3 separate regions of the Homo sapiens genome follow, and all the other regions are linked to region 1. The links are chromatin contacts, found by Hi-C or POLR2A ChIA-PET in ENCODE. All regions are on one chromosome and are shown on one strand. Each heading gives the region's core, a stretch centred on a gene start or an enhancer-like site at or near the end of the contact. The rest is flanking DNA. Distances are from core to core; before and after follow the strand shown.

Region 1 (2,844 bases), core at 120-2,619:
CCTATATCCATATTCATGCTCCGTGCTCCTCAGCCCCCTAGAAACTTTGCACAATAGATTCAAAACCTCTGGTTTCCTCCCTTCCTCTGTCTGAAAGAGTGAAAGAAGGAAGCCAGGGATTTCAGGGGGCAGCCAGGCAGCAGTATCACCACCCCTAGGCAATCACACCTAGTTGCAGCTTCATCGGGAACAGCTCAGCTCTGAAAACACAGACCTGGGACTCTCCCTCCCAGCCTTCTAGCTCTCGTTCCTGTGAGCAGCTTTTCAACCTCCACTTCCAGCCGCTGACAGGCCCTCCTGGCTCCACAAGGCCAGCTAACATACCCACCTTCCACAATCCCCAGCCCTGCCAGACATAACCTGCAACAGGCATTCCTGGATCAATGCAAACTCCGACTTCTGTTCCAGGAGTCTGCCTCTGTTAGAAGAATCTCACACAAGTGTGCGTGCTGTGCCATTGTAAATGCTGTATAAGGTGGCCAGGCCCAATCAGTCCCTGCAAGACACCGAACAGTAAGAACTATCTATGGAGTGTTTACTATGTGCCAAGCACCGTCCTTTGCAAGCACTATTAACCCTCAAAATACCACCACCGTGAGATTGAGACCATCATGATTCCCGTTCTACAGAAGGAAACACTGAGACTTCAGGAGGTCAGGACCTTTCCAGGGTCACAACTGCGTAACTAAGTTGCAGAGCTCAACCCAGTGGCACTTCCATCTCACACGCAGCTGTCTGATGGTCAAGAGCCCAACCAGTCCCCCGGTCGTTTCTACCGCACTAAACCGCTGTGTCAAGCTGGAGCAGCGGGCTCAGCAGTGAAAATGAAAGAACAGAAGGAGGTTACAGAGAAGAGAACGGTCACGGTAAATTCCGGAGAGGAGGCAAGGACGTACACACCGAGATACTTCCCGGTCACCGTTACTCAGCACTTTGTGGGGTTCACGTGGCTGGGGGGGCCGGGGCGTGGCGGCCCTTTTCGAGGAATCCAGCCCTGCCTGGGCGGTCCCCATCTCGAGCGTGGGCGTGTTCGATTCAGGCCCGGCGGACGCATCCCCAGGTGACCCGGGAGGGACCTTGTGTCTCTGGGGGTGACTGTCCGTCTCCCCGCCTCCCACCGTCACGCGCAGTGCTGATCCCCACTTCCAGCTGGAGTGCGAGCTGGGCTTGGGGTTACAGGAGCCGAAGCCCTGGAGCTCCGCCCCACGCTTGCGCCAGCCCCGCCCCGATCCCGGCTCGCAGGCTCCAGGGGCGGGGCGTGGCCGGGGCGCAGCGACGGGCGCGGAGGTCCGGCCGGGCGCGCGCGCCCCCGCCACACGCACGCCGGGCGTGCCAGTTTATAAAGGGAGAGAGCAAGCAGCGAGTCTTGAAGCTCTGTTTGGTGCTTTGGATCCATTTCCATCGGTCCTTACAGCCGCTCGTCAGACTCCAGCAGCCAAGATGGTGAAGCAGATCGAGAGCAAGGTACGCGCTACCGGGGAAGGCCAGGGTGCCGGCGCCGCGCGCGGCCTCTGTAACTGGGGAAGGCGGTGGCGGGAGGTGGGGAAGGCGGTGGCGGGAGGTGCGGAGGCCGCCCCTCCGCATCGCCAGGGGAAAGGGACGCGGCGTCTCGGCCTGGGACTGCGGGAAGCAGCGGCCTGGGCGCGCCCGAGGCGGTGGAGCCTGCCCTGGAGGAAGGGAGGAGAAGGACGAGGGTCCCCTGGAGGGCGGAGTGGCGGTGCCCAGCGTTTCTCGCACCCTGTTCCTCGGGGGATTGCACGCACGCGGGGAGCGTCCGGGGGATGTGAGAGCGCAGACAGCGTGAGGAGTCCCCACGCTGCGCCTCCTGCACCCTCCCGTCCGGGCAGCCCCGACTGGAGGAAGATGAGGGAATGGAAGGGGTCCGCCCTTGGCCCCCCATCTGTATCCAGATTCAGGCCCCAGGCAAGGATAGGGAGGGCCCTTGCAGAAGGCACGGGTCGGTGGCCGCCGCTGCCTTTCCGTATGTGAAGTGATCCACCCGCAGCGGGGGTAGTGATCTCCCTTTGGGAGCGGGTCTAGGCCGGAGACCCCCGCCTGCCTCCACCCATGCCCGACCCCAAAGGTGACGCGTGCTGTATCCGCACTAAGGGGGCGGATTGCGGCTGGAGACCCCCTGGCACGTGCAGGTCTGTCCAGGAGGCCCGAGGGCCCCAGGTGACCGCGAGGAAGTGAGGTCCGGGCCGCGCCCACGGGACTCCTGTGGCGCAGGGCGCGTTTCCGGCAGCAGTGGCTTTGGAATGACTGAGTCCCCAAGGTTGGGCCCGGGGGCCTCGGCTGCCCTGCCCGTCCATGATTCACCCTCAGTCGGTGGGTTTTGCTGGAGCCAGGGTTCCTCCTGGGAGCAGCCGCGCCCTGCTGCCTGCTCGCCGACCTATCGGTATCCCGATCGTTGTTTTGTCCTCTTAAAAATGCCCAAGGCGAAACAGCCTTCCCATGTTTGAAAGTTATTGCAAGCCTAAAACCTTGTAGACTGGGAAACCCAGAGCCTAACGCGCAGTGTCTAGTCCAATGTAGCCACTCCAGAAATATTTGTTAAATGCAGCGTCAGAAAAGTGAGTGGAGGAAATTGATACTGCTCGAACGGTAGAAGACCCCTCGCCAGCGCCTACCCTGCGATTACCCCTCCCTACCTGCGGGAAGCAGAGGAGGGCGGGTCCTCGCCCGCCTCGGGTGCCCTGACCTGTTTGGTGCCGGGTGGGCTTCGGAAACAGAAGTGTGTCTGCAATGTGTCCCCGATCCTTTTGTTCCTTTGATTATTATTGACTCTCAGTGTTTTTTCCTCATATGTTGATTGCCACTGTCATCTTTTATCTTCCTCTCAAT
Region 2 (2,844 bases), core at 88-2,587, 3.3 Mb before region 1:
TGAGTTCCAGTCCAGTCTGCTTACTTAAAAAACAAACCAACCTCCTGCTTCAGCCACAGTCACACATAGTGTCCCAGAAGGCTGAGGTTTAAAGCGTCCTTACAGACCAACCTCTGACCCTGCCCTTACTGCCTCAAATACACACATACCTACTGCTCAGATGGAAAGACTGAGGAAGAAGGAAGAAATCACATGTGAGCCAGCAGCAGACCTGGGTCTCGATACAAACTTCCTGTCTCCAAGTTTCCTGATCTTTCCACTACCCCAAGCTGCCACTCGACTCAGCCAAGGCAGCTCTACATTGGGGCCTGATCTGCAAAGAGCCTGCTACCCTCACCCCATGGCCCCAGGTAGCCAGGGCAGAGCCCAGGGCTCCAACTTCTGTACCCAAGTAGTTTAAGCTCAGAGACTGAACTGACCAGCTCTGGGGTTGTGTAGATGAATGAAGTTCTCCCAATTAGAGAAAAGCATCCCAGGCCAGCTCCCAGGAAGGGTGACACAGGTCCCATGTCAGCACCCCACAGGCAGAGCTACAACCCAGGCGAAATCATAGACTCGTCTCTCAGAAGAGGACATGGGATTTGGGTTAAAACAGGCCCAGAAAACTCAGGTAAACTGATGCTGGTCTAAAAATTCACTTTGGCTAATAGCTTTACTCTTCCTGCCACCAAAGTCACTCCCCACAGCCAGGGTAAATTGCCATCTCTTCTGCTCCTGAGAGGAAGGTGGGATAAACAATGGGGTGTCTTTAGGGGCTGGGGAAACTTTCTAACCATCAAAGAAGGATTCGACAGCTTTTGAAAGGAGATGTACAAGAAAAAGCTGGGTAGCCTTTGCTAGGGAGAGTGGCGGGGTCCTTCTCAGGTCTCCCCTACCCTGAGAATGTACAATTCTAAGATACTCAGGAAGAGACCAAAGTGAGGGGCCTGGAGAATGCCAATGAAGCCCACCCAGAAAGCCCCCTAAAAAATGCAGGTGAAAGTCTTACCTCGGCAGCCTTGTTCCTCCCTTCATACAGCAGCAGCTCCTCTGACAGCAGGAGGGTCCGGGCAGGATTACAGAGATCTAGAGGCTGGAAATAAAGCAGGCTGAGTGGGCAGTTCAAAAAGAGGCTGGGTGAGGACCCGGGGGGAGGAAGCAGCAGCTTGTCAAAGCCAGCCACAGAGAACCCTCTGACCCAGAGAAGACTGTCAGCCCGCCACCGACCCGAGAACCCACACACCCCCTCATACATAAGATGGAAACAGAAAGAGAGACGCTGCTGTCCTGTGGAACTGTTGCTGCCACCTTCCCCATCAACCCTCACCGTGAGAGCTACACTCATTGACAGGAAGTCTAACCACAGGCTTAGGCCCTCTGCAGTCCTCAGCCCCAGCTCTCACCCCCCACTGCACTGGGCTCCTGGGCCCTCCCAGCCCCCGCCATCCCCCATCTATCCTGTTCATGCCTCACAGGACCAAGAGGCATCCTGAGAGCCACATGCCAAGAGATTTGGTCACTTGAGTCCCTTCAAAGCCAGGCCAGTCCCTGCTCTGCACTCATAGCACACTTGAACTGTCTCCTTCTCAGGCAATCCCCCAAGGGTCAATTATCACCCAAACCTCTCACCCTACTCCCTCACCTTGCCCAGCCCAGCCCAGAGGAAGCTCCCTAAGCTCTGGATTACCCAGCAGGACTTGTCCTTATGACTGTATATTTCTAATATGGCTTCTAAGTACATGACATCAAGCAAGGTGCTTAAAGAAAGATCATGAAACAAATAGCAAGCTGGACCTGAAATCCCAGCTACTTGGGAGGCTGAGGTGGAAGGATCATTTGAGGCCAGGAGCTTGAGGTTACAGTGAGCTGTGATCATACCACTGCACTCCAGCCTGGGGGACACAGCGAGAGACTGTCTCTTAAATAGAAGTAGTTTCTTATACAAATATTAAAATGAACATGAAAATTAGACACAGGCCGCATGTGGTGGCTCATGCCTGTAATCCCAGCACTTTGGAAGGCCGAGGCGGGTGGATCACCTGAGGTCAGGAGTTCGAGACCAGCCTGGCCAACATGGTAAAACCCCGTCTCTACTAAAAATACAAAAAACTAGCCAGGCATGGTCGTGGGCACCTGTAATCCCAGCTACTTGGGAGGCTAAGGCAGGAGAATTGCTTGAACCTGGGAGGTGGAGGTTGCAGTGAGCCGAGATCGCACCCTTGCACTCCGGCCTGGGCAAAAAGAGTGAAACTCCATCTCAAAAAAAAAAAAAGAAAAAGAAAGAAAATTAGACATTGTAGATGCCAAGAACTTTGTGTCACATGCTAAGAAAGAGAAGAGACCCACAGAAAGGCTAAGGCCAGGCCCTGCTGACAGAGCTGTCTAAGGGGAGGCGTGTGAGCTCCCAGAGATGTGTTGCATCCTAACAAAGTGTGCCTACTGGACAGTGACAGGCTCAGACTGGGATGCCAGGGAGACCAGAGAGGCACAGGCAGAAATGAAGCCCGTGGGGCCAAGTCATGTCTATGCTGCTGATAAGACGATAAACCATTAGAATCTTCCTGCAAAGCAATTTGTCAATATGTGTAAAGAGCCTTTAAAATGTTTATGACCCATGACCCAGTCATTTCCCTTTCAGCAATCTCTCCCAAGGAAAATAATCAGAGAGGCAATCCATGCGCAAGGATTTTCATCACAGGGTTATTTACAATAGCAAAAGAGTAGACAGAAGTATCTGAATACAGAACTGGTTAAATAAATACAGTATACCCATATAAAAGAAGAGTGGGCAACCACCGTAAAACACAGAGCATTTAGTGGTGTGGGAAAGGTTCATGCTACAATTTTCCTTTTAAAAAGGCAACA
Region 3 (2,844 bases), core at 203-2,702, 3.2 Mb before region 1:
AACACTTTCAGTTGCCATTTATCATAGCATTTGCTCTTTTGTTTTAAAATATTTCTCTATAATCAGGCTTCTATCGAAAGCAGGAAAACTACAGGGCGACTTGGGACTGCATGCTTGACGGGAAAAAAAAGCAGCATTAATTCTCAGTGGGAGGCTGGGCGCCGTGGCTCATGCCTGTAATCTCAGCACTTTGCAAGGCCGAGGGAGAATCACTTGAGCCCTGGAGTTCGAGACCAGCCTGGGCAACATGGTGAAACCCTGTCTCTACGAAAAATACAAAAAATTAGCTGGGTGTGATGGAACGCACCTGTAGCCCCAGCTATTTGGGGCTGAGGTGGGAGGACCACCTGAGCCAGGGAGGTCGAGGCTACAGTGAGCCGAGACCGTGCCGCTGCACTCCAGCCTGGGGGACGGAGTGAGACCCTGTCAAGAAATTTTAAAAATTAAAAAATAAATAAAATCAGTGGGAGTGAGAATTTCTACGAACTTAATATAAAAATAACTTAAAAACAACTTAAAACACCATTGCGCCGGGCGCGGTGACTGGCGCCTGTAATCCCTGCACTTTGGGAGACCGAGGCGGGCGGATCACGAGGTCAGGAGATCGAGACCATCTTGGCTAACACGGTGAAACCCTGTCTCTACTAAAAATACAAAAAAATTAGCCGGGCGTGGTGGCGGGCGTCTGTAGTCCCAGCTACTAAGGAGGCTGAGGTAGGAGAATGGCGTGAACCCGGGAGGCGGAGCTTGCAGTGAGCCGAAATCGGCGCCACTGCACTCCAACCTGGGCGACAGAGTGAGACTGTCTCAAAAAAAAAAAAAAAGAAACGCCATTGCAAAACCTTGAGAATGGTTTTAACTGGAAAAAATGTATGATGAACAATTTAACTGAAAAATAAATACAATTTTAACACGGTTTGTTTTTGAAAGCGAATGTGACGTTGCATTCTTCATACAGTGAAAAGGCTGCTTCTCGCCCTTTCGTTACCTGCCCAGTCCGAATTGACTCCTGAGACCTAATCAGGCGCATCTCTATATGGCCAGCATTATCCCTGGGCTGCCTAAATAGTTCGCGTTAAACACAAACAACAACAATAAAATCTAAATAACACTCAGTCTTAGTACCATTATTACAAAAGCGTGAGGGGCGAAAAGATTAAAAATGAACATCAACTTCGGTAGAGATGGAAAAAGACTGCCCACTCCATTCCAGGAAAGAAAAAAGAAAGTGGGAGAATCTGATCACGACGGGCTGAGGTCCTGTGAGAGCAAAGCAGATTCCAAACCGCTTAGGGTTGCTAAATCAAGTGGTAAAACGTGGCCCCTTGCGGCGCGGTGAGATTAACGGACCCGGCGGGCCCAGAGCCTGCCTCGGGTCCTAAAGGGATCCGCCCCGCCGAGTCAGCCACGCCTTCGTCTCCCACGCGCTGCGCCCGGCCGCGCCGTCACCCAGCAGCGGCGCAGGGCACCATGGGAAACGGACGGAAGCTCCATTGAGCCAAATAAGTTGGTGAGAAGGTTCCCGACGCGGCGATGGCGAGAAGCAGAGAAATGGACCTGGGGAGGGGCGTGCGGGGTGCGGTAGGGTTGGATGGAAGCCTTGGCGGGCCAAAACCACTGCGGCTTCAAAATCCGGATGCGCCGGTATTTGAGGCGGAGGCGGGGCTGTGGGGGGAGGAGGGAGGCTATGGCGCTCAGAGCACTGTGGGACACTGTAGGCCACGTGGGGCGGAACGGAAACCTCGCAGGGTCAGACCGTAGCGACGCGGGAAGTCCGGACGCAGTAGCTCCCTGAAGCGGAGGCGAAGGGGAGTTTAAGCCCCAGCGGCGGCAATGGCGGAGAGGCCCGAGGACCTAAACCTGCCCAATGCCGTGATCACCAGGATCATCAAGGAGGCGGTGAGCAGCTCGGGGGGGGCGGACGAACGGGCAGGAGGGAAGCAGGTGCTGGAACGGCAGCTTTGCTCACCCCCGGTCTCCTCGCAGCTCCCGGACGGTGTCAACATCTCCAAGGAGGCCCGGAGCGCCATCTCCCGCGCCGCCAGCGTCTTCGTGCTGTACGCCACATCCTGGTGAGCGGGACAGAGGCATAAGGGAGGCGCGGGGATACCTGGCTGGGAGTTGCTGGCTGGGAGCCTACAAACCCCAACGATTGTGTTCTCCCTCGGTGGGGACATGTTCACAGTCCTCTGCCAGTTTTTACAAGTTCTGAAGCAAAATAACACAACAAAATCACTTTGCTTTAGCTTTTTTGTGCAGAGAAGGGAAGGACTTATCCCTGTCACACCAAAATCCATACATGTAAGAGGCAGGCTTTCCCGTTCCACCTCTGGGTGCTCCTTTTCCCACTCACGCCTTACAAACAAGAGGGAGTCTGACAGCCTTTCTCTTCTCTCAGTGCTAACAACTTTGCAATGAAAGGAAAGCGGAAGACGCTGAATGCCAGTGATGTGCTCTCAGCCATGGAAGAGATGGAGTTCCAGCGGTTCGTTACCCCATTGAAAGAAGCTCTGGAAGGTAACGAGCCTCTTGTCTTCTAAACCACATAGAAGATGGTCATCCTGTGTGACCTGTTCACCAGGCCCTGAGCCTTCTCAGCGCGGGTCCCTTTAAGTCCAGTAAGCCAGCACTTGATGTGACTCGACCCAGTTCGGTGGGCACCACCTCAGATCTGTTTTGTAATGCTGAGCAAGTTATTTTTCCTTCTCTGCCTCCGTTTTTGTTTTTGTCTTGCTTTTCTTGTTTTTGTTTTTTTTTTTTTTTTTTTGAGACGGAGTCTTGCTCTGTCACCCAAGCTGGAGTGCAGTGATGGGATCTCAGCTCACCGCAGTCTCCTCCTCCTGG

What was found. A loop is a pair of places that touch in the nucleus more often than their neighbours do. ChIA-PET counts read pairs that join two places held with the same protein, here RNA polymerase II (POLR2A). Pooled maps may share reads with other maps.
Region 2: a map with no recorded cell type shows a loop between it and region 1 (8-fold over the local background). The contact joins the enhancer-like site here to the promoter of TXN in region 1. A Hi-C loop is called at or near these places in 1 of 37 single-sample maps with no recorded cell type and 5 of 50 pooled maps. POLR2A ChIA-PET finds 5 or more read pairs at or near these places in 1 of 52 experiments (GM10248).
Region 3: a pooled map shows a loop between it and region 1 (24-fold over the local background). The contact joins the promoter of POLE3 here to the promoter of TXN in region 1. A Hi-C loop is called at or near these places in 3 of 37 single-sample maps with no recorded cell type and 8 of 50 pooled maps. POLR2A ChIA-PET finds 5 or more read pairs at or near these places in 1 of 52 experiments (activated T-cell).

What each region holds. Positions count from the first base shown.
Region 1 is chr9:110,255,032-110,257,875 of GRCh38, reverse strand. It overlaps TXN (thioredoxin), which reads left to right and starts at 1,369. Exons shown (of 5, transcript NM_003329.4): 1 at 1,369-1,464. The coding sequence starts at 1,441. RefSeq lists enhancers at 688-737, 778-977, 1-1,105, 1,848-2,177 and silencers at 1,118-1,357, 1,528-1,777.
Region 2 is chr9:113,515,769-113,518,612 of GRCh38, reverse strand. It overlaps RGS3 (regulator of G protein signaling 3), which reads right to left. Exons shown (of 23, transcript NM_001394167.1): 14 at 989-1,072. Among named protein-coding and RNA genes, the nearest start is that of RGS3, 53 kb to the right of the region's middle. RefSeq lists enhancers at 148-437, 839-968, 1,129-1,378. Within about 2 kb of position 1,337, at least 10 of the 41 ENCODE cell types and tissues checked have a DNase peak (open chromatin) inside an H3K27ac peak, as active enhancers do.
Region 3 is chr9:113,409,283-113,412,126 of GRCh38, reverse strand. It overlaps POLE3 (DNA polymerase epsilon 3, accessory subunit), which reads left to right and starts at 1,452. Exons shown (of 5, transcript NM_017443.5): 1 at 1,452-1,510; 2 at 1,719-1,899; 3 at 1,987-2,072; 4 at 2,399-2,517. The coding sequence starts at 1,834. It overlaps C9orf43 (chromosome 9 open reading frame 43), which reads right to left and starts at 1,380. Exons shown (of 14, transcript NM_001278629.2): 1 at 1,126-1,380. RefSeq lists enhancers at 1-752, 1,371-1,560, 1,801-2,080, 1,653-2,552, 1,455-2,654.